Linked DNA regions of Mus musculus: all the other regions are linked to region 6. Evidence: chromatin loops called from intact Hi-C (ENCODE). Cell type or tissue: heart. All regions are shown on one strand.

Region 1 (4,000 bases), 120 kb before region 6:
AGTAGGTTTGCAATGCAATGGCATTACTGGGCAGTGGTGAAAGGTTGGAGATGAGGCCAATTTAGTGCAGATAGGTTCCTGGAGTCACGTGATAGGTTGTTCTGGTTTCTTCCTGTGTGACCTTTCTCTCTGCTTCCTGTTCACCAAGAAGTAGAGAGTAGCTTCTACCTCATGTTCCTGCCGCCAGGCTGTTCTGCCCAAGCAAACGGAGTGAGGCAGCCATGAACTAAACCCTCTAAACCATGAGCCAAAGCAAAGCCCTGCTCCCTTAACCCCTTCACCTCAGGCGTGTTAACAGCCCCACGGAAGTGATGGCGCACCCACACTGTCTGCTCATGGTGCTGTTCTCCCGGGATGATATTCTAACCACGTCTGTCCTCTGTGATGGGAAAGGCTCTCAGTGGTTCCCCTTTGCCTTCCACCTGCCCTGGTTCCTGCTCTACCATAGGACACCTGGTGCCCTTTGTGCAGCTAGCAGGACGCTCACACAACTGTCTAATCTCCATTGTTTCCTCTCCAAGATGGAGCTCCCCAGGCCTGCTCAAGGACCAAAGCTCCCCAGGGGCTGACAGGCGTGTGCCAAGTCACTTCATGAATGGTTTCTAGTGATGAAACAGTTCTTACTAAGAATTTGTACAAGGGCAAATAAATCACAGGGTTTTTTTCCTCCCTCCGTGTTCTTTGTGATAGTTATCTGAGAAAGAATTTCAGAGTGGTAATTGGTAAGCTTGCTGACTGTACTTTTTGGAAGAATATTAAGAAAACCTCTAGGCAAAAATCTTAAAATTCTATTATTTGTAAGAATACCCTGTAAATTTAGAACATGTTTAGTGGAGCTGGAGAGATGGCTCAGAGGTTAAGATCACATCACTATTGCAGAGGATCCAAGTGCAGCTCCCAGCACCCGCACTGGACAGCCCTGGGACACCTCTGCTTGTTTTGATAAATTGAAGTACCTGCAGAAGGATTAGCTACTTGGAATTTGCCAGCTGACGCTGTCCTTTTCAGAAATGCAGATCATTGTGGTTGGCTTTATTAAACTCTGATAATTTAATTGCAAGCTTGGCCAGGAAGAGCCAACAGTCAACTGTTCATGGTGTCCACTTCCCAGGGGGGTTGTTGTTGTTGTTTGTTTGTTTTTGTTTTTTGTCTTACATGTGTTGGGTTCTAGCTCTTCTATTTGTGTCCTTTTGGATGGAATCATGAGCTAGATTTTCCCCTAACATTTGTGCTTTGGTTTTGAGTCAGGGTTGTGAGCTAGCCCACAGGTGTGAGTCACCACACCCAGCCCGTCTTCCTACTTCTGTTTTTTTTATCCTTGCTGGTCATTTTTTATGTTTTCTAGTCTTACTCTAGGCTGCCCCCATCTTCAGTTTTTTATCCAGTTAAAATGCTCTGTGTTCTGTGGTTGGCTTAAAGGCAGGCAGGGCGGGTTCTTCCATCAGATGCATATTTATTTTATGCTTAAGACGTACCAGGTGTTAAGAAGATATGATCCTAGCTTTGGAAGCATCTGCAGAACTGCCTAAGAGAGAAATTCCAGTGTGGTAGGAGGCCTTTCTCTAACCTCATCTCTAGATGGCGCTGATCCCCGTGCCCACTAGAGGGTGCTGGTATAGCAGCTCTCCCAGCTTCTAGATGTAGATGGGATGTAGGGTCTAGGGACAGAGTCTGCTTGCTAAATGCTTATGAAAAGAGATACCACCACCAAAACATATTTGGTTTTGCATGGCATTTTTGTTACTTTAATTGATATAATTTAATGAAATGAAATGAAAACTGATGAAAGCATGTGCTAAAGTAGAAGAGCCATCGCTGCAGTGAGAGCCTTTGGGTAAAGTAGAGCTGTCACTGCAGTGAGAACCTTTGGAAGGACTCCACAAAGACAGACTGCCATCAGACAGGATAAGGAAATGACAGTTAAAGTGATGAGAGGGAAGCCATAAAAACCTGGGCACACTCTCCTATGGCTTCACACTGCTGCCAAGTGTCTGTCAAGGTTTTACTCTTGAAGCCTTGGATTTCCAGTCACCACCATGGGGGTTGTAATGGTTAGTGTTGACTGCTATCCAGCTGGTATTTAGAATCACCTCTGTGTCCAGAAAGGTACAATTGAAGGAGGACCCTCCCCCTCCCCCTCCCTTCCCCCAGTGTGGGCGGTGCCTTGGAGGGCTAGGGTCCCAGCCTGAATAAAAAGGGGAAAGGAGGCAGCCACTGAGCAGCCACATTCCTTCAGCTGCCAGCGCCCCCTCATCCTGCCATGGCTTCCCTGCATGATGAGCTGCACTCCAGACTCAACAAGACACTTCCTCGTGCATGTACCCCACAATGCAGAATATGAAGAACCTTGTGTCCTTGTGTCATCTGAATGGGCTTCCTGGGGACTGCTGTCTTAAGGGTTGGCCTTTAGTCTCTGTGAATGGCAGATGTTTGTTTTGTTGACAACCCAGAGACCTCTCAACACTTATGATTAGAGCACACTCTTTTTTAAAGTAACATTTTGATGACAATTTTTTAGATTATTTTGCATTTTTAAGGTATTATGGTGGTTAACATATTTCTTGCCCTAAAATATAGGCAAAGGCAAGCCCCTCACTTTGGAAGTGATATTTTTTTATTCACAGTAGCATGGTTTCAGAAAATATACTAAGGTGGGGTAAGAATGTAAGCACTGGGAAGCTCACAGCCCAGAGTGTCTGAGTCCTGCTGTGAAGCAGGAGAGCAGGGTGGACCCTCAAGGAATCATACACTGTGGAGAGCATGGTGGTCTAGCTCTGAGGACGCTCACCAGTCACTGCCTCTTCTCAGCCTGTTCTGGGCAGTTCTTTCTCCCCCTCCCTCCCTTCTTCCCTCCCTTCCCTTCCCTCCTCTCCTTCCCTTCCCCTTTCTCCCTCCCTCCCTCCCTTTCTCCCTTTCCCCCTCTTCCTCTCTCCCTTCCTCCCTCCCTTCCCCTCTTCCTCCCTCCCCCCTCCCTCTTTCCTTGTGCTCTTGCTCTCAGCAACAGGAGAACCTGCAGCTCCTGCTGAGCTTCCTTGTTTACATAAGGATATCTCCCACCTTCCACAGCTCCCCAGGTCTGTCTGCTTCCCTTTGCCGAATTCTTTGGCAGCTCCGACTATGGTCCCAGCTCTTGGCACCTGCCACCCATGTGTTCCTGCAGCGCTGCAGAGCAGCTGGAGTAACCAGTGATACAGGAATGCTCTGCAGAACAGCGATTTCCTGTTCAGCCTCTGCCCTCGTGCAACCAGATCTCATCACAACCCTGGCTGAGGGTCTGTTCTAGAGGAGAGGAGACAACCATTCGTCCCTCTTCAGGAGGTGGCGGCACTTCAGAGTGACCATTGCAGGGCTCATTTTTTTGAGTTTTTTACCTTGGTTTAAATGTTCTTTCAGTGTTTAAGATGTTGGTTGGGGTCTGGTCAGGCACTGCCTCAGCGGCTCATGTTTCTGTTACATCACCATGTTGGATTTGCTTTCTTTGCTGAGCCTCTGTCACTCTGTCACTCTGTCACTCTGTCACTCTGTCCCTTCAGCAGATCGATTGCTCAGTAGCTTCAGAGGGGCTTTGGCTTCTTTTGTGGACCCCAAGGTGCCATGATGCAGACAGGACCAGAAGTTAGTAGACTGGCATTATGTGTAAAATGCAGCTGCCTGTATCTGTCCCTGGCTAATAAACACTTTCCCAGGGACGGGCATACATTCAGAGTTGTAAAGATGAATTACAGCTTTCTAACATTGTTAAGTGCCAAGAGGGGCAAAGGGTCTGAGTTTTTCGTTTTACATATATTGGGTAAAAGAAAAAAAAATGAATGTTTCAACTGAAGGTGTGTGCGCCTTTGTGTGAGTATAACATACTTGCGTGTGTGTATGTGTGTGTGTGTGTGTGTGTGTGTGTTGTAAGTTGGGCTCAAGCTGAGCCTCAAAGTCAAGACTGCCTCTGACAGATCGGGCGCAGGTGGATGATGAGCTGCAAAAGATACAGACACTGCTGTCCTTAAGC
Region 2 (4,000 bases), 100 kb after region 6:
CTTACAGAACCCAGATCACCAGCCCAGGGATGATATCACCCACAATGGGCTGTGCCCTCCCCCATTGATCACTAATTGAGAAAATGCCTTTCAGCTGGATCTCATGGAGGTATTTCCTCAACTGAGGCGCCTTTCTCTCTGATGACTCTAGCTTGTGTCAAGTTGACACAAAACCAGCCAGTCCTCATGCCCTCGATGATTGAACCATCCCCCCACCCAGCCCAAATTTAAGTCTTTGTTCTATGACCTCAAATGGCTTCTGAGGCCCTCTAGTGAGATTTACGTTTAGCTATTGTATGTTTCAACTACAAAATTTCTATTTGGTGCCTAAAAGCAACTTCTCTGTCTTTATTTAAATTACTGACTTGGTGAGGCACTATTCTGATCCTTTCTTTTCATTCTTTAGACATTATTTCCTTGAATTGTTTGAATAATTTATACAAGCTTATTTAGAGTCTTCATCTAAAAATTCAATGTATGACTTCTGTAGTACTCTCCATTGATCATGTGCCCCCTCCCGAATTTACCATATTTTAATGTTTCTTTGTTTGTCTCATGAAACACTGGAGTAGGTAATACAATGTGGAGCAACGGCAACTACACAGATCCTTCCACTTTCAGAGCTCCTTTTAAAACATTTATTTTTTATTACATGTGTTGGGTGTTTTGCCTGCATGCATATATGTGTACATGTGCACCGGCAGAGGCCAGGAGAGGGCATTACATCCATGGAAGTGTAGTTAGAGTCGGGAACTGAACTCAGGTCCTCTGTATGAGCAGCCAGTGCCCTTAACCACTGAGCCGTCTTTCTAGGGCTTCTTATTGCTACTGCTGATTTTGTGGCTGCTGCTGCTGTCTGTGTCTTGTGGCCCCAGTAGATTACTGAGGTAGTCTGTACTTCCTGTAGTGAAGGCCACAGGAGATTCTGCTGGCTCCACTCAGCTGTCAGCTAATGAGACAGTGATTGCTTTGAGTGTGGTGAGCCCGCAGGTCCTTTATAGTTGTCCAGAGGCTCTGTGTGGCCTGAGGTGTGTCTTTTGCTTAAGCTTTCCCCTTTTGCTTGTGAAAAGTTTCATAGAAACATATGGCTTACACACATACACTCACTCACTTACTCACTCACTCACAGACACACTCATACTCACACACAAATACACACACTCACATTCACACTCTTATACACACTCATATACACATACACACATTCATTCACACACACACTCTTTCTCTCTCTCTCTCTTTCTTACACACACACAGACACACACACACACACACTCACATACAGAGGCATGGCACCTTTCTGCAAATCATGACTTTTTAGATCCCCAGATGATGTCAAAGCTTTTTCTTCATCATAAATTTTTGGCCAACCTTGTTTGTATCAATGTTTTCCCATGTAACTTTATAAATATTATTTCTAATAATGTTATTAGATTTTTATATTAAATTTTAATTTGTATGTGTTTTGCCCATGTGTATGTATGTGCGCTGCTGTCATGCCTGGTCCACGCACAGGTCAGGAGAGGACAATGGGTCCCCAGACCTTGAGTTGAGATGGTTATGAATCCCCATGGTGCTTTCTGACACTCGGAACCCAGTCAGGTTCCGCACCAACACAGATGTTGGCTCTCTGCTCTCAGCGTCTTCCTTCTATCGTGAGGGGCTTCCATCCACCTCTGTAACTCTGTTTAAAATAAAGGATATGCCAAAGTGTCTGCAAATGTGTTCTTATTTAAAACCAAGCAGAGATGACTTTGATGTGTTTGACGCTGACGGCTCAAAGTGAGCCTGCTTTGCTCTCTCTTTTGGTTGATGAGACAGATCCCCTTTCTCTTCCTCGCACTATACCGGCTCTTGCTGCAAGAAGGAATTCACACAAAACATCTCAACCTGGCTTTCTTCTGATACTCACGGAGGCATCGCAGGCTGACACTTGCCCTTCTCCTCTGTGATTCTAAGACCTGGGGTCAGTGAGTGACTGTGCATGGAGAAACACCTACAGATAGACTCGGGTGGGACCCATGGAGGTGTCATTTTAACAGTACAAAAGAGCCAAGGTTCTCTTCCTCAGTGCAGCCCTTCTCAGACCACACACAGCAGGAGAGCCAGATGCCGCACCTCTGCCAAGTCTCCACGCTGCTTGGCAAGGAGCGTGGCCAGCAGCCAATGGGGCAAGGGGCAGAGGGGAGAACATTCTGAGTCGGCTTTACAGAGTCACAGTTTCAACTTAGTCAAAAGTGGACTCTTTAATAATATAGAGCCTTTAAGCAGCCAAAGGCTTAAAGTCTAGCATAAAGCAGATTCTCACAGCTGGAAGGTAAATCCCCAGAAGACAGCCCTCACCATGGAAACGCTGACACAGCCTTCCAGTCCCTCTCGGGAATTAAACCCCTCATTTCAATGTTTTTCTTTATTTTGAGCTGGAATCACATACAAGTCTAGGAATGCAACTCGTTCTGATAGGAAACTAAATGCTGCCCCCTGTCAGGACCCAGAGGGAAGTGTCCTCTCACTACAATAGTGCACAGTCAGGTTTAGACAATCATGGACCCAGGAAAGAAAATCCTGCAAGGTTTTTCCCTGGGAAAAATGAAGAAGGGAAGGGAAAGGAAGGGAGAGGAGGGGGAGGGAGGGGAGGGAAAGAGAGGAGAAGGGGAAGGGGAAGAGAGAAAGGGAAGGGGAGGGGAGGGAAGAGAAAGGGGGAAGGAAGGGAGAGAAGGAAGGGGAGGAGAGGGAGAGAAAAAGAAGAAAAGGGAAGGGAAGGGAGGGGAGGGGAGGGGAGAGGAGAGAAGGAAAAGAAGAAGGGAACCGGAGGGGAAAAAAAGGAAGAAGAGGGGAGACATGATATTAAAAGAACAGCCACTGTGAGCAACTGGGGCTGAGTCCTTGGAGGAATTCTGGAAGCAGCGTAGGCTCCTTCCATAAAAACCCCACAAGAGGAGTTTCCAGAGTATGCTTTGCTGAGAAGCAGCCCAGAGAGTGAAACTCAGAACAGAGGTTAGAGGTTAGAGGTTAGAGGTTAGAGGTTAGAGGTTAGAGGTTAGAGGTTAGAGGTTAGAGGTTAGAGGGGAGGCTGGTAATGTCACCCAAAGGTCAGAGGACACAGCAACAGAAGGGCTCTGGGCAGGGAAGGGATCCAGCTGACTTTGCTGAGGTCGTCTTAAGCTCCTCTTGTCAAGCACCCAGCATCCCACAGCTCTTGCCTGGTATTGGTTCTTTCCCGACTTACCTTCGTGAATCTTAATACGCTGTTATTTGTGATGGAAGAGCATAGCATGTAAAAGAATCAGAAAGCTTATGTCCTAGTTTGCTTTCTGTGGCTGTTATAAAACACTGACCAAAATCAACTTGATTTTGGAAAGAAACTTGAAAAGGAGAGAAAAATGTTTATTCCATCTTACAATCCCAGCTAACGTGTCATCAGGAAGCCAGGCGCTCAGGGCAGGACCTGAAGCGGAGACCACAGGGGATGCTGTGTACTGACTTCCTCCATAAGCTCATGAAGATTTGAGCTCTCAGTGGCCTCCCCTAGCCCAAGGCTCTGAAATGGCCTATCACGACGATACCCCACTCTCTGATACCAATTTCTGTCCCAGTTTGCTTTTTGTTGCTGGGATAAAATATGGATAAAAAGTAAACAGGAGGGAAAAGGGTTTGTTTGCCTTACAGGTTATATCCAGTCCACCAGACCAGGGAAGAAATTGAAGCAGGGCCCATGGAGAAATGATTGCTTACTGGCTTGCTCTCTATGGATTTCTCGGCTGCTTTTCACACAGCCCAGACCTAACTGCATAGGGATGGCACTGCCCACTGTGCTGGACCCTCTCACCCCAACTAGCAATCAAGAAATTGCCCACAGACAAGCCAAAGGCACCTGCCTTTGATGGAGGCAATTCCTCAACAAAGTTCCTTCTTCCCAGGTGACTCTAGTTTGTGTCAAGTTGTCAAAAATTAACTAGTGCAACCTCAAATAAGCAGAAAGCCCGTGCAACCTCAAACA
Region 3 (4,000 bases), 65 kb before region 6:
GCAAGTGACCTGCCTGTGACCACAAAGACTGCAGGTGAGTGAGCAGGGGATGATTCGGCAGATGTCTCTGGAAGGACTGGATGTCAGTACGCAGGAAATCAACACAAAATCACACTTGATCCCCAGGGGGGTCATGCCCTGAATGCAAGTTCTAGAGGAAATAAGGTCAGATCTTGAGACCTTGTAGCAGAAAGATTCACAGATAGAATTTCCAAACTTGGGTGCACATAGAATCAGTTATGTCAATGTCCAAATCTTATCAGTGTTCTGAGAAGCCACAAGCAAAGGAAGAGATCCTGACACTGGGGAGGTGGAGACAGGAGGATCAGGGTTTAGAGCCAGCCTGGATTGCATAGTAAGATCCGGTTGGAAGGAAGGAGAGAGGGCAAAGGAAGGAAAGAGTGGAGGAAGACAGAAGGATCTACAGGAATCTGCCTGGGTCAAGAGAGGCTCCCCTGGAGCTCACCACCTCCACCCCCACTGACCTGGGCCTCATCTCAGGCTACTGCCCTGCCTCTGCCCTTCTGCACTGGTGGGAACAGAAGGAAGCCCAGCAGAGACTATTCCCACAGACTTCAGTTCCCTGAAATCCACAGAGGAAAGACTGAAAACATGGGAGCTGAGGAACAGCCCTCCCCACACATCTGTCCTGTGACCCATCCTCCAACATTTGTTGCATGGGAAGCATATTGAAGCCTCTTGAGAAAAAGAGAGGCTTGGTCTGCCCTATGCAGGGCCTGTGTTTATTTACAGCAAGGGAACATTTTGTATTCATATTCTCTCTCTCTCTCTCTCTCTCTCTCTCTCTCTCTCTCTCTCTCTCTCTCTGTATGTGTGTGTGTGTGTGTGTGTGTGTGATGGGATGTGACCCCTTAGAGGAGTGGGAACAGCTTCTGTAGTCCACAAGAAAAGCTGAGAAATGTAGACTTTTAGCAGGAAATTAACAACATGGGAACACAGGGACTTGGTTGGTTAATTATTTCCCATAAGTTTTAGCCAATCTTGACAGAAGGGGGTACATAGTCTCTTAACTGTTCTGAGTGTATCATGTATCTCCCTGTAAGATGGAAAAAGTTCAGAGAGAAAGCCAGGAACAGAAACATAAAGAAAAGGCTGAAGATCAAGAGGCCAAGGGAGAATTCTATACAGGGAAGAGAGAACTCTAGAGCAGCTGGCTTTGTAAGGGTAGTTTGAGCACAAGAGGGGAGGACTACACCCTGCTGGAGGAAGCCTGGGGATGACCACCAGAGGCTGCCTGTCTGCAGGCAGAGACCAGAGGAAGATTCCAAGAAAGGCCCAGTGGGAAGTGAGTTGCCTCCTAGACAGGGATTTCCAAACTTGAGAGCCAGTGTGCTAGAGTAATGACCATAGCAGCCTCCCTTCCTGTGCAGATGGAGTGTGGTGGGAAGTTTGCTCCTGTCTATAGCTCTTGGAGGCTGCTTTGCCTGCTGGTGAGGCTGTGAGTGTGAGGAGGGAGCTGAGCTGAGCTGAGCGTCATCTCCTTGCCACTGAAATAAAGACCGGAAAGAGCTCCAGCCTGTGACCCTGACGAGGGACCAGGAAAGGCGTACAAAACCCCCCGAGGCCCAGCGCAGCTTAGCTCACTATGGAGAACCCAAAACACTTAGCACTGCAGGAACTGGGGGGACCTGGAGACCTCTTGTGTCAAAGGTCAAGACTTTGGCCAAGGAAGAAAAACAGCCACATGGAATGGACAACAAAGAGCACAGTTTAGGATCCTAAACCAAGCTTAATAGCAGTGAGTGGACAGGTGCTGAGAGAACCCAGAATGGGCTTGTTAGAAACCAGCAGCATGACTGCTGGCTTTCAAGTCCTGATGTGGGCATGGACAGCACAGTGCCCAGACAGGCCTGCCCACTCAATGGAATTGTGCCTACAGCTCAGTGGAGAGAATGCCTAGTCATTTCCAGAAGAATGAGAGGGTTTAGGGCTTCAACAGCCTGGAATAGCTCTGGGTGGTTTCCATAGAAAGAGTCAAGATCATGACGTGAACTTGACTGGAAACAGATTCACACTGACCTCCCGGGGCTGGGGAGTAGCTGAGCAACATCACTTAAGAACTACGAAGGCATTTTCTGTTTTCACATCCTGCCATCCTTGGCATGGTTGTTCATCATGGTCACAAGATAGCTGCCACTGCTCCAGGCACCACATACCTATCTCCAAAGGCAGAGAGGAAAGGAAACCTTAAACACTATTATCCAGGATCTAGTGACTAGTTCATTCATGTCCTAACTGTGAGGCAATTGAGAAGGCATCTGCCAGTGTGAATCCTGGGCTCTCACCACCAGGGGGCAAACTATGGATACAGGTGGCCTAGGCATCTAGAGCTGCTTTCCCGGAGCACCACTATCTGCAGCTGTTGACATAGAAACGAGTTCAGGTGGAACCATACTAGACATCCAGGCCCCCAGTTGCATTGTGCAAGTTGCAGGTGTTTGCTAGAACATTCTGTCATCAGAGCTCTGTGGAGACAAGAGAAACCTGGATTTGGCTTTTGAGAGATGGCCATCTTCTGAGGGCCTGCTGGAGGAGTGTGAGCCTGCAAGACATGCCTCACAGCCCAGGGCAGAAAGAGTCTCCAGCAGATAGTTAGGCCTGTTGGCACATACCTGTAACCCCAGCACTCAGGAGGTGGAGGCAGGAGGATCTTGTGTTTGAGGCCAGCTTGGACTGCAAAGTAAGTCTCAAAGTGGGAGGGTGTAAGAATGTCAGAGCTGTTGTAACATAGGTGAATGTCAAGAGAGACCCTTGTTTATATAGTGTGGCCATGATAGGGGAGTTACCTTATACGGAGCCATTTCATTGGATTAATAAGGCGGAGTTAGAGATAAGAAAGCAACCCCTGTGGACAGAAATATCTTTTCATTTTCCTTGGAAGAAAGGGGATAGGCTAAAGACTGGTGGGGCCCAGGACATGGCCCAGTGTCTCCAAACCCACCATGCACCCGTGTCTCACTTTCTGTTAGTTAAAAGTAAATGGCTAAGTCTAACTCACTGGAGGATAGGAGACTCCACAAAAGCTTGAACCCCAGGGATGGGGACAGGGTCATGATGGTCATGAGAATCATGAGAAATGCCTGACCCACATTCTACAACCTAGCTGGGGAGAATAGCCTTCTTGTCGTAATGCTCTGGCTGTTTCCTGAGAGAATTTTGTTTAGGGGTTCACAGTTTTCCTGTCTTTTTTCAGAGGGACTTTAAGGTCTGGAATTTATTTTGTGTTTGGTTTGTTTTTGCTTGTTTGTTTTTTGGTTTTGTTTGTTTTGTTTTTGAGGCAGGGTCACACTAGTCCAGGGTGGCATTGAACTCTCCACCCTTGTGCCTCGGTTTCCCTGGTGCTGGGTATATGGGAGTATGCCACCTCCCTTAGCTTCGCTTTTGTCTTATTTTGTTGTACGTTCTGGATTCTGTCACTTTGATGCAGTTTGGAAAGCGTGAGACCACAGGAAAACAATCATTATTTCACAGTTGAAAATCACTAAGCTAGCAGTTTCTTTGGGTGTATAAGGAAAAGGCTTGTTTTTATGATTCTTCACTGACCTGCGTAGGGGTGGAAGGTTGTGATCCACTTAGCTGCTTCAGGAAACGGGGGTGAGGCATGAGCAGCTAGCACATCTGTGTGATTTGGGCTCCTTTAATGTTGTCGGCAGTTTTTAAATTTGAAATAATACCAAAATTTAAGTTGTGAAAACATTCTTAGGCATTCTGGAAGACCTACTTAAAAGTGAATTATAAATGGGATGCCCGTTTACAGTTCATGAGAGGCTCACTGTCTGTGGAGCATCCTCAGGTGGTCCTTGCACTTTTGCTTTTTAGCGTAGAACATTGCCCTGAGAGCATGTGCAATCCCCGCCACCATGGCTCTCCTCCATTGAAGCTTCTGCCCTAGGAAGTGGGACGTGGACAAATCGGAGAAGTGAACTTTCTCAGCCACCTGTGGAAGGAAGGGAGGTGCTGAGCAAAGGCAGCTGAAACT
Region 4 (4,000 bases), 55 kb after region 6:
ACTGAGCTGTGTGCCCTGGTCAGGGGATCTTTCTGAACCATGTAATGGCTCTTATGACAACATATTGTCACTCTCCCCCAGCCTGGAAGCTCATGACAATGTCCTGTTGGAAGCTCATGACTACAGGATCTACTGCCCAAGGTCACACCTCTGAGACCTCCTCTGGCCTGCCTTCCCTGTGAGATCCCTTCTGACAGAGTATTTCCCTTGACTACTGCTAACATCTTCAAGCTTCCCGGTCCGCACAGGTCTTGACTTGTGGGCCCCAGGCAGGTGTGTGTGTTGGAAAGTGAGGATGGAGCACAGAAGAGAAAGAGGATCTTGTCAGAGACCCTAGTTTATGGAGTTGTTGGCCCACAAGGGCACAGAGGAGTATTGGAGCACAGCCAAGGAGATGGAAGAGAACTATTTTACCACTTCAGGAACCACATGTGGAAAGAAAAATGCCAGTTCACTGACATATTGTAGGAAGCCTTCAGGTTCTGCTTCAGTCATCTGGGGTCATTTCTGAATTTATCGACTTTTATTTAACTTTACCTTCTAGTGAGGGACCAAGGGAGCTTAATGTATTCATGAAAAATTTAAAAATTCCTTTCTAGAGGGAAATGCCTATCTTTCTATTTCCATCAAAATGTCACTGGGAGAATTTATAGGGAACTAATAAAGTAGTGACCTATGGGAAAGAGGATGTAAGACCCCACGGACTGGACAGCAATGGAGACGACGCCTCTCAGTCACTCTGTGGATATTGGTGTCACTTCAAAAATCCTAAGGGTTCATAACCTACTCAAAAATGATATTGCATATTTAAAATATTTACATTTCTAAAGGAAAGCAATTGCCCTCAACTTTAAAAAAATACTTAAGTGAGGGAAAGGGCTTGGGTCTGTTTATTCTACCCTTTCTTGTTCTCAAATGTGGGAAGGTGAGACTGGTCTAAGTCTCTCTAATAGTGTCATCATATGAGTGGGGCTTTTGTCAGATAGGGATGCTGCAGAAGTGTTTGCTCCTGTGATCAGCTGGGCATGGGGGTGCCTGCCTGTAATCCCAGGACACAGGAGATGTAGGCATGAGAATCAGAGACTCAAGGCCAGGCTTGGATATATAATCTGAGGCTACCTAGACTATATGAAACCCTGATTCAGAAACAAAGAGGAGGAGAAAAAGGAGAAGGAGGAGGAAGGGAAGGAGTGATGAAGAGAAGGAGGAAGGAAGGGAGGAAGGAAGGAGAATTTAATTACAGGACCCACCAGGCAAAGTAACACATACCTTTAATCTCAGCACTTGAGAGGCAGGGCAGGCCCATATCTGTGAGTTCAAGGCCAGCTCAGTCCACATATCAAGTTCCAGGACTCCCAGGGCTACATAAAGATACTTTGTCTCGGAAACCAAACAAATAAAAAGTTACAGGACCCCAGTACTAACAAGGTTAGTACTGGAAACTAAGTGATCGTGGACAGGAAGACAGATAACTGGTCATTGACTACACAGTTTATACAGCACGACCTGATGAGCAAGGTCACAAAACCCAATTCTGCCCAGGCAAGGGGCAATCCAGCCATCTACAGGTGTTCACACCCACTGGGAACTTAGCCACCACACATCATATACATGTCAGGATTTCGGAGTAGAACACCAAATTCAAGTACTCAAGTCACACACCACCTTAGGTAAACATTCCAAACTCACCCTTAATGACTCCCTTCATAAGCCACCATGAGAAGTGCTTAGCTCTCCCCCAAAATGGGAAGACAATGGTTGCTCAGAAGAGCAGGAGAGTTACATGTTTGGAGAGACACTGGCCACCACTAGCCTCAGAGGCCAGCTTTGAAAATGGTTTTAAATCATTGCACGGCTACCTCCAAAATTCTGACGTTTCGGGATTTTGCTGTAGAAAAATTCATGTACCCAAATCCTGTGGCCCATGTAGGTCATTGCCCAGTGCTGGTGTGTCGAGGGCATACGTACTAAATCCAGACAGAATATGAAGGACTGCAGACCTTTTCTCAACAGGAAGCGGGGTCTTGCTCCGTGACGCCCAGGACTTGGTTTCCCACTCATGAAAGGCATATCTTATCAGTGTTTCAGGATTTTTAACAAATAAAAACAGCTCTCTAGGAGGAGGTTCCCTGGATAAAGCATGGGAGTCTTAGCTTCACCTCATTCTGACATGGTACAGAGGGCCTTGGTTTTTGTTTTGCTTGGCCTCTCAGACAGGATGTGTTGTTCTGACTCTGCTGTGGAGCCTCTCCCGTAGATGTCCAGGAAGGTGACCTGTGACAAGCTTCCTGTCTCTTGGACTAGGTTCAGAATTGTGCTTTAGAGAGGACTTCCTGAACCATCAGGGGTTGATGTGCCTCCTGGGGATCCTGTGACAGCCTCTTCCTTACCAACAGGCCAAGGATAGACGCTCGTCAGCCATACAGCCTGGGGCCTTGGAAGAAGGAAAAGGAAGAAAGTCCGTGGACCTACCTACCCTCCCCGGGGAAAGGCTTCCAGGCTGAACTGGCCCCTCTGACCCAAGCAGAGGATAGTAAATCTTAGGAAGATGAAGGAGAGATTAACTCAGGCTGAGCTGAAGGGAGGGAGTCAGGGTCAGGAATTCTCAAAACTGTGAGAACAAAGCAAGCTTCTTCCAGTATTATTATTGTTATTTATGTAGTGTAGTGTGTGTGGGTGTTCATGAGTGAGCAGGTAAATATTCTTTCTGTCTGTCTGTCTGTCTGTCTGTCTGTCTGTCTCTGTCTCTCCCCCCCCCAACCCCGTGTGTGTGTGTGTGTGTGTGTGTGTGTGTGTGTGTGTGTGTGTGTGTGTGTGTTGGGGAAGGGGGTGTTTGGTACTTGCTGATTAAGTTGGGCTGACCGGATGCCAAGCCCCAGGGATCCACCTGCCTCAGCCTCTGGGATTGTAGGTGTGCTCTGACACACTTAGCTTTCACATGGATGTTAGACAGGAGTTCTATTCCGTATGCTTGGACAGCAAGCCTACTATGGACTGAACTATCTTCCAAGCCCAATTCATATGTTTTTTAAGAGAGAAATATTCATCTAACAGTCCAGTCCTCCTGGCTTATGGAGAATTTAAAATGAGCCAACATTTAGTTTGATTTTGTGTCACATAAGTGTGTGCACTGTGTCTGGTCCTGAGGACTCTTGCAGGGCTTGGAAACTGTGCCTATAGAGTTCCTATGACTGACAAACAAGGTGCAGAAATCTTTGATTCTCACTGTGTTTGGAAAATTAGACACAAAGGGACCATATGATTTGTCTCCAGGGTCATAGGCAGTAAAGAGAGACCTGAACTGGACTCTCTCTGACTTTCAAGTGCATAACCTTTGTTTTAAAATTAAGCTTTCAGGCTGGAGAGATGGTTCAGGCCATAATAAAATGCTTGTGTCAAAGGTATGATGAGGACCTGACTTTGGTCCCCAGATACACATGAGAAATCCAAGTGAGGCTGCACACACTTGTGCTCCCAGCACTGTGGAGACAGAGACAGGAAGCTCTGAGAATCAGCAGGTCCTAGGAGAGTAAGAGACTCTGGCTCAAACCAACATGGTAGACTGCCTCAGGAATGGCATTAGAGGTTGCCTACAGCCTTCACAGCTGCACATATACAAACACCACACAGAAAGGAAGGAAGGAAGGAAGGAAGGAAGGAAGGAAGGAAGGAAGGAAGGAAGAAAGAAAGAAAGAAAGAAAGAAAGAAAGAAAGAAAGAAAGAAAGAGAGAGAGAGAAAGAGAAAGAAAAAGAGAGAAAAGAAAGAGAGAGGGAAAGAAAGAGAGAGAGGGAAAGAAAGAGAGAGAGAGAGAAACAAAGAAACAAACGAAGAGACTTTCTTCTTTAAAGTAGATTCACAGGGAAGGGACAAGAAGGAATTAAAGTTCTAACACACTCTATACTCAGTTCCCCTTTATAAACACATGATACTGTAGCGAGCTTGTTACATTCCGTGGACATTATTGATACTAATTGGGATTTAGGATCCACTTGGCTTTTA
Region 5 (4,000 bases), 79 kb before region 6:
AGAACTGTGGTTGGATGTGGGGGTTCAACCCAAAAGAGGAGACAAGAGAACCTGGTCTCCAGTCAGCTGGTCTCACTGTACCATGGTAGATGGCAAGACTCAGTTTTGGGATTTGCTAGAGAAATAGGTCCTGAGCCTTGGTCAAGCTCCTAGTGCTCCACAGTGAAACAGCCCTGTGGTGGAGAATGTAGCTCAGAGAACTAAAACAGTCACATACTAAAAGAGGCAGACATACCACGTCTGCAGACAGAGGGGGTTACACACGTAAAGTCCATACGGTAGTTACTGTCATGGCAGGTGGGTTTCTGTGAGCTTTAGGCCATTCTGGACTATGTATGAAGTTCTAAGGCAGCCAGGACTATAGCATAATGAACCCCTCCCCCCCAAAAAGGTAAGGAGGTGGCATATAAGTTCTATATAAAATAATGTTTTCTTCCATGCAAAAATAAGCAGTTTAAATGTTATTGGAAAATTTTCATATACAGAAAAATTATAACATAAAGTCTTTAGATGGTAACTTATTAATATAGCATGGATAATCTGTATGCAAAGTATTTTTAAGGTATCTTAGAATTAGAAAATTCTCTCTTAGGCTAGGGAGATGCTCAGTAGTTAAAGCATGAGGACCAGAGTTCCGACTCCAGCACCCACAGGCAACTGGCCTGCAATTCCAGCTTCAGAAAGCAGAGATAGGCATCCATCTGCAGAGCAAGCTGGGCCTGTAAGCTGGATGGACTGTAGCAAGGGAGCATGGGGTTGACTGGGAGGTCCTGCCTGCCTCTCCATCTGCAGAGCAAGCTGGCCATAGATGGATGGACTGTAGCAAGGGAGCGTGGGGTTGACTGGGAGGTCCTGCCTGCCTCTCCATCTACAGAGCAAGCTGGCCATAGATGGATGGACTGTAGCAAGGGAGCGTGGGGTTGACTGGGAGATTCTGCCTGCCTCAGTGAATAGGAGAGAGGGTGATTCCCAACATTAGCTTTGGGCCTCTGCACATTCCCACAATCCCACAAACACACCCACACAGCCAGACCCACACACGCACATATACACATGTGCCCCCCCACCTCACCTGAAAATAGAAAAAGAAACGGTATTTAGTCTTGGGGAAACTCTGTCAGTCAAATATGCAGGAACAAACGTGGGGAAAGCTCAGCTCCTCCTCACCCTCCCACTGAGCCTCACTGCTGGAGAAGGAGATATCCTGGAAGGTCAGACCACCCTGCTTGTGCCTCTCCACACCTCCACTGGCAAGTGCCTTTCCCAGGGCTTGTGTTTTCTGCCTTCTTTAGCTTGGTGTTCCACCCTGACTTGTAACTAACTGTGGCCTCAACTCCCTGCTCCGCCCTTTGCCATAGAGAGAGAGGCTTCTGGTCACATGTTAAAGCCTCTTGTTGCCCTGCCTCCTCCTCTGTTCCCATCCCAGAGCCAGGCACAGTTGAGCTTAGGCAGTCTCTGCCACTAAGCCTGTCAGGAGATGGCTTGCACTCTGAATGGGGTTGGCCTTTTAACCAGCATACCATAAATCCTGACTTGGAGGCCTGGGTCTGGCCAGCGGGAGGCGCTCAGCACCCTCTGTTGAACCTCCCAGGGACAAACTGTTCTGCAGTGAACTTGGAAGGAAGTGCTAGAAGCAGAGCGCAGCCCCTCACAGTGGGAAACGGGCATTCCTAAGCACACCGGCAAGCTAGATGTGTATGGAAGAGCAGGCAGGTAGACTCATTTGCTTTGCAAAGGGCGTTTGAAATTACTCAGCTCAATTGAGACCTTTAGGAAGAACTTGGGCGGATGCCTGTGTTTCTTTATAAATTGGCTTACTTGGTATCCGGTCATTTTTAAAAGATCCAATTAAACAGAAGGGACTATCCAAGAACCATTTGGTAACTGGAGTCTAGTACCCATCCCAGAGAAGTCAGTAGCCACTTAGCTAGCTACTCCAGGCAGCCTAGCTGCTAAGTCCAGAGCATATATGTGAGCCAGGGAGCAAGGACAGAAGCCTAGAGCCTCCCAGAAAGATAGTAGCCACTGAAATCAGCTCAAAGAACAAGACAAGGGCCCAAATCAGTACAGGATTGTTACCCAGAGGGTTGGTGCTCAGCACTCACCAGCACTGCCTGTCTAGCTGGGATAGCACTCTGGGGAGAGAGCCTGGCCTCTGAGTCATCCTATCCCTCTTCTCCTGGGTCACACAGCTTGTCTACCACACAGGCCGTAAGGTCATGATGAGGATGTACTGGGACAGTGTGCGGAGGGGAGACAGGGATGCTAAGTGGGAACAAGGACCTCCTTTCACCTGAGCACCTTGTATGACAACTGCTTCTGGGTGGGGTCTCAGAGTTCCGATTGCCACAATCAACCACTCTGACTGTAAACAACTTGGGGAAGAAGTTTATTTCAGTTTACAACTCTCAGGTCAAGCTCCATTGCTGACAAAAGTCAAGGCAGGGGCCGTGGATGATTGTTGCCCACTGGCTTGTTGCTAAGGGCGACCCAGCCTGCTTTCTGTAGCACTCAGGACCAATAGCCCGGAGGTGGCACCATCCATATTGAGCTGGGCCCGCCGTAAGTAATCATCGGCCATAAAGTGCACCACAGCTCTGCCCACAGGGCAACCTGGTGGGGCATTTTCTCATTTGAGGTTCCCTCTTCTCAGGTCACTGCAGGTTTTATCAGCCTGACATAAAACTAGCCAACAGAGGCAAGAAGAATTGTGCCTTGGAAGCAACATCCCCTGTCCCCTTGGAAGCAACACCCCCTGTCTCCATGGTCCTCCACAGTTGGAAATTCTAGGTGTTGACTGTGGCAGCTGATGTATCCTGAGGAGAGTATGAGCTGCACATGAGTAAAAGCCCCACCCCCACCCCCCATGGGTGACTCCCAGAGGCCTCTGCGTGGGATCTGTTAGCCATTCCTAGGCCATTTCTCCCACAGTAGCTTTGTCTCAGCTAAGGAGTTAACCTTCTAGATTTTTCTGCCTTAGCTTCTTCAGTACATCTTTTGGGAGCCTGCGCAGCCAGCATGATAAACGTCCTCACAGGTGGCTGGAGAGACAGCTCAGTGGGTGAGAGGGCTTGCTATGCTAGTGACCTGAATTCATATCCAAGTACCCACAGAAGCAAAAGACCCTATGTGGCCATGTCAGGCTTGTATTCCCAGCGCTGTGTGGACATACTGGAGACTCACTGAGGCTCCCTGGCTGCCACCCTAGCTCCAGGTTCAATGGGAAGCATTGCCTGAAGGAGGTAAGGCAGAGAGAAGTGATGATGGAGCAGGACGCTTGATGTCCCCTCCCGCAGCCCCTAACTTCTGTGTAAAGAGAGTGGGGGATGGGGGAGAGGAAGGGAGGAGGAGATGTCTGCTCTGGTAGATGTTGGCTCCTGGCACCTCATCCATTCCTCTGCTGCCCTTTTCTCACTTGGGGTCTCCTGCCACTGTGTAATGGGGCCACTGTCCTTGGTCAGGCTTTTGTCTCCTCTGTGAGCTGTTACGTTCCTAGGTCCAGGTAGTGTCCTACACGGTACAAAGCCTAGCATAAAGTAGTCTCTGGATAAATACCTCAGACTTTGTTGACTCGCACATAGCTCAGAAGCCAGTGTATTAAATAAATGACAAATGATGTCCTTGGACAAAGTGAGAGTCTTAAAATAGACACACAGGCAAAAATGGAGACAAGTCATGTGCCTTCCTGGGATTGCTGGGGGAAGGAATGTGCTGGGGAGCCCTTCAGACGGACCCCAGTCCTGGCTTGGTAAAACTCAGATTTTCTTCCCCCATCAGTAATAAGGAAAGCTTACTAAGTCTGTAGTGTAACCGCAAAGTAAGCCAGATAGAGTGCTTAGCCCTTGTGCTAAAACCTGGCAAATCCTGCCAGGCCACCGTTCGCTCTGTATTTTCCATTCTCTCCAGAGAAGTCTTTAAAGCATGTGAGTCCTTCAAATGTAGCTGCTTTCCCCAGGGAGCAGTCTGTTGGTTGCCACTGACCTCATCTGTTTTCTAACAA
Region 6 (4,000 bases):
TGAACCAAGTTTCGCGATCTCTCCAACTTCCTCCAGCTTTGCCACACAGCAAGTAGAGTCAGTACAGAGGGAGACAGGAGGAGCCAGCTGTAGGCTTAAGGTTCCATATTTCAAAGTGTCACTTGCTAACAGTGCTAAGGACTGTAAGGTTAGTTCCCTAATCTACTGTCATACTCCCTAGTAACCGTAACACCCTGCTCCCAAACACCGCTCCACTGTTTACGGCCTCTTGCAGGGACAGGCATTAAAAAAGAGGTGTTCTTTCCTTTAAATCTGCCTTGGGGGTTCACAGAAGGCATCCCAGAGAAATTTCTGTGTGTGCTTAAGATACAAATTGAAATCATGTTGTGGGAAAAGAGGCTTTCCAGGAAAGATAGCTGAGACCTTACTTTGATGGGTCAGTACTACCTGTGGAACACAGATCCAAAGGGCCTGTGATGGGACGGTACTACCAGTGGAGCACAGATCCAAAGGGCCTGGTACCAAATTATTTTTTTCTCAGGTCTGGCTAGCCCTAACTAATGCTTTACCATCCAGCTTAAAGGTCACCATCCTGATTATCCCCTATATTCTCCCCACCTCCTGTCACACACCAGCTCCACCATATACACTAGCAGCACAATATCCTGTACCATTATCATCATCACTGTGTGTCACATATTTGTATGACAATGTAATCACTAATCTGCATCCCCACTGGCTAGGTAAGTTTAGCTGTACAAATCATGTGTGCCTTATTCAGTTCTGTAACCCAGGTACAGTGTATGTACATATAGTAACTGTTAGGTATAGTATCTACCTAAAACACACTGATACATTTTATTATATAAAGGAGTCTCAGGTAAAGAAACAGCAATCAAATGATGGCTTCAGAAATTAGTCCAGCTGCAAAATGGAGATCTGACTGGACGGACAAAACTCATCTGGGAGACGGCTAAGGAGGCAACTAGAAACATCTCCAGGTACACGATCACCAATGGCTTAGAACTGAGGGCTGCCAGAGTCTGGACGGTGATGGTGAGGATCAAGCAGAAGACCTCGCTGTAGAGGCAGACTCCATGAGTGAAGCACCCAGGGGGCAAGCAGAGAGACATGTGGAATGAGGAGAGCGGGAGCTGGGGGTACCAACCTCAGACTGGAGAAGGAGGAGGACAACATCTACAGATGCTGACAGAGAACTGAATTTCCTCCTAGCTCCAAAACTGTATGCCTGAAAAACAAGGGAAGTCCAGCCTAGCTGTATTAAAACAGGCATGTTTTCCATTAATGGGCTTATAAGTCATTTTAACTGATGAAGGCACGTCTTGAGTGCACATACTGTATCAGGCATGGCTCCCACCTGGGGATACAAGAACCAAAGCAATCAGCCTTCAAGGAGTTGCCTGAGAAAGTAAGCACATATCAACAACTGAGAAAACCAGGCTCACTGGAGCTGTGTTTGACCAGTTACCATATCAGTCATATGGTGTGCTGGGATGCTGACTTCATACCCAACAATAAATGGTGTAGGCAAATCTGCAATTGAGTGGTGAACAGAAATAGATAGGTGAACTCTCTCATTTTGCACCTGGAGACGACATGTCCCATGAATGGACCATGCCCTGTCACTGAGTTGCCCTGGACTGAGTTGCTATCAGCAGCAGACTGGGGGGTCTCAGCCTAAGAAAGGGAGAGAGGACTGATAAACATGGAAGAGCCTGCTGCGCACAGGCCAAATTCTGGAGGTGCCGAAGGAAATTCCTGGGAGGCTCTTGAAGTGACAATGGAGAGATGAGTGTTCAGGGAGGACGGAGAAGGAATCTGTCAGCAGGGTCCTCTCCTACCAAAGGCAAGAAATGGTTTCCCAAGGGGTGAAAGACCACAGCCCAAAACAGATGTGCAGAAAAGCAGATGAGGAAATAATTCTGTGAAAATAACAGTTCAGTTCCAGCCCATCCCAGGCAGACCACACCTGCAGTGCTCTCTCCCAAGGCTACCAGACCTCACGGATTTGACAGTGTGGCTCTTCCCAAACAACAAAAGCCAACACATCCCAAAGTTGGCGTCACACCTTCCTCCCTTTACAAATGTTTTACAGAATGTGCTGTGCAGTTGTGCTGTGTCCACCTCAACTCCTTTTCTCACAGTGAGTCTGACCTCCTGCTCCCTCAACTCCCTGCCTGGAATGCTAGCCTTTGAGACTGGCCTTCAGTGAGTAGCACCCCCTACTGTTCGTTCACTGCCTCCTGCTCTATTCCTGTCAAAAGCAATCCTTCTGCTAGTTTACCTTAGTGTTCCACAATAGCTTGCTTCCAAGAACCTAAGGGCAGAAACTGGTTTCTGCTTTCTCCTACTGCTACCCTTCTACCCTGGAACCTTCCAAACAGATAAAAACTCTAGGAATTCATCCTTATCCTTATAAGTTTATCCTCCCACATCTACTCAGCCTTTCTACCCTAGTAGACCTAAGACTTTTGTCTGCACATAATGGGGAGTACCTGCATCCTGAACAGCAGGACTTTGTTGTATTTTGAGGAAAGGTCTTACTATGTTTGCACTTGCTACGAAACCCAGGCCAGTTTCGAACTCATGATTCTCCTTATCTCAGCCTCCCCAGGGCTGGGAGTGTGAGTGTGTGTGTGTCTGTGAGAGAGAGATCACATGTTTCAGGAGAGTGTGTTTGTGTGTGTGCTTTTATTCCTGAGATGCCACACATACTATGTAGCCCAAGCTGGACTTGAATTTTGATCCTTCCTATCTCTGATGCTCAAGTACTGATATTACTTGGTGCTGAGTTAGTTTTCCTACAAAAATGTGTTTTAGCTAAACATTCTATCTTGTGGCTGGGATGCTGTTAAAGTAAGCCTTCAGTATTTCTCACCTATGTGTTTAAGTCAGAAAATCCGGGCTGTGTAGAAAATTCACATACCTTTTTTCATCCTAGGCAGTATAATGAACTGATGCTCAGAAAGGTGCAATAGGAAATAAATTATGTTTTATTTAATACCAGTGCTTAGAATCATAGCCACTCACTTATATCCCCCAAATAGCCTTTTCTAGTTAGTTTCACTTTCAACAGGAGATAAGCAACCTCACTTTAGTGTAGACATGCCCAGTAAAAACAACACAAATGTCCTTCAATTTTAATTAAAGGACAGTTAAAAGGCTTCCTTTTAGGATTATGTGATTAAGTTACAAGATCACTACATAAAGACCTAATCTGTATGTCTGTCTGCTCTATAGAAGTAAAAATAAAAATCAGTGTAACTTCCCAGTTCTTGGATGTTTTAAACCAGTAGCTCTCAACTGTGAGCTGCGACCTCTTTGCTTTCAAACGACCCTTTCGTGGGGGTCACCTTAGACCATCAGAAAACACAGATATTTACATTGTGATTCATAACAGCACCAAAATTATAGTTATGAAGTAGCAATGAAAATAATTTTATGGTTAGGAGTCACCACAACATGAGGAAATGTACTGGTCCAAGCACTAGGAAGGTTGAGAATCATTGTTTAATCAAATGTGTCATACTGCAATTATTCATTAAAATTTACTCAGAATACTATAAAATTTACTCAGAAGAGCATAAAAGGATAAAAGAAAATTTCTGCATAAAGTAAAATAACTAGCTGTGCAAAAATTTAAAAGTCAAAAAGTGGCACTTAAGAGTTTCTGATCAGAAAGCTTTGAGGACAGGAATATTAAGTCAGTGCTATGCCCTCGATTTTTTTTTAACCCAGCTTCATTATGTGACCTTGGGAATGTCATATAATTTCTTTCATCCCTAGGTCTGTAAAATGGGTCAATTTTACACTGACAGCCAGAAAAATTGCTATGTATTTGATGTTCTCTGAAAGAAACTTGTCTAATTAGTATGTTTAATTAACACACATACAGAATTGTCTTCAAGAACCCAATTCCAAGAGAAATATTTAACCAGACGCTGAAGACAGATTTCTCTGAAGGGAATGGTTTTATAAATCTGGAAAACACTGTAACAAGATTAGAAATTAACAAGTT

The links. Hi-C counts contacts between places; a loop is a spot of excess contacts. Peaks named below come from ENCODE experiments on the same cell type or tissue, not always from the same donor. Only the 100,000 strongest peaks of a DNase experiment are listed, where the experiment ranks them.
Region 1: it touches region 6 in a loop (2.4-fold over the local background); 2 of 42 quality-filtered maps call a loop at or near these places.
Region 2: it touches region 6 in a loop (4-fold over the local background); 18 of 42 quality-filtered maps call a loop at or near these places.
Region 3: a loop joins it to region 6, with 5 times the contacts of the local background. A loop is called at or near these places in 16 of 42 quality-filtered maps.
Region 4: a loop joins it to region 6, with 4 times the contacts of the local background. A loop is called at or near these places in 5 of 42 quality-filtered maps.
Region 5: it touches region 6 in a loop (4-fold over the local background); 15 of 42 quality-filtered maps call a loop at or near these places.

What each region holds. Positions count from the first base shown.
Region 1 is chr9:122,242,231-122,246,230 of GRCm38, reverse strand. The region is part of intron 11 of Ano10 (anoctamin 10); the gene reads left to right. Among named protein-coding and RNA genes, the nearest start is that of Mir8106, 30 kb to the left of the region's middle. In heart, a CTCF peak has its summit at 1,586 (motif pointing right); a DNase peak (open chromatin) is centred at 1,600.
Region 2 is chr9:122,017,356-122,021,355 of GRCm38, reverse strand. No RefSeq gene overlaps it. Among named protein-coding and RNA genes, the nearest start is that of Pomgnt2, 23 kb to the right of the region's middle. In heart, CTCF peaks have their summits at 703 (motif pointing right) and 2,483; a DNase peak (open chromatin) is centred at 2,375; H3K27ac peaks cover 865 bases.
Region 3 is chr9:122,183,560-122,187,559 of GRCm38, reverse strand. The region is part of intron 12 of Ano10 (anoctamin 10); the gene reads left to right. Among named protein-coding and RNA genes, the nearest start is that of Snrk, 68 kb to the right of the region's middle. In heart, CTCF peaks have their summits at 1,232 and 2,302 (motif pointing right); DNase peaks (open chromatin) are centred at 559, 1,429, 2,299 and 3,049; H3K27ac peaks cover 1,906 bases.
Region 4 is chr9:122,063,463-122,067,462 of GRCm38, reverse strand. No RefSeq gene overlaps it. Among named protein-coding and RNA genes, the nearest start is that of Gm39465, 14 kb to the right of the region's middle. In heart, no CTCF peak of the experiment used is centred here; a DNase peak (open chromatin) is centred at 2,312; H3K27ac peaks cover 1,789 bases.
Region 5 is chr9:122,196,983-122,200,982 of GRCm38, reverse strand. All of the region lies in intron 12 of Ano10 (anoctamin 10), which reads left to right. Among named protein-coding and RNA genes, the nearest start is that of Mir8106, 75 kb to the left of the region's middle. In heart, a CTCF peak has its summit at 1,553 (motif pointing right); DNase peaks (open chromatin) are centred at 1,492 and 2,182; H3K27ac peaks cover 2,893 bases.
Region 6 is chr9:122,118,433-122,122,432 of GRCm38, reverse strand. All of the region lies in intron 1 of Snrk (SNF related kinase), which reads right to left. Among named protein-coding and RNA genes, the nearest start is that of Snrk, 3.2 kb to the right of the region's middle. In heart, a CTCF peak has its summit at 2,206 (motif pointing left); a DNase peak (open chromatin) is centred at 2,152; H3K4me3 peaks cover 2,366 bases; H3K27ac peaks cover 331 bases.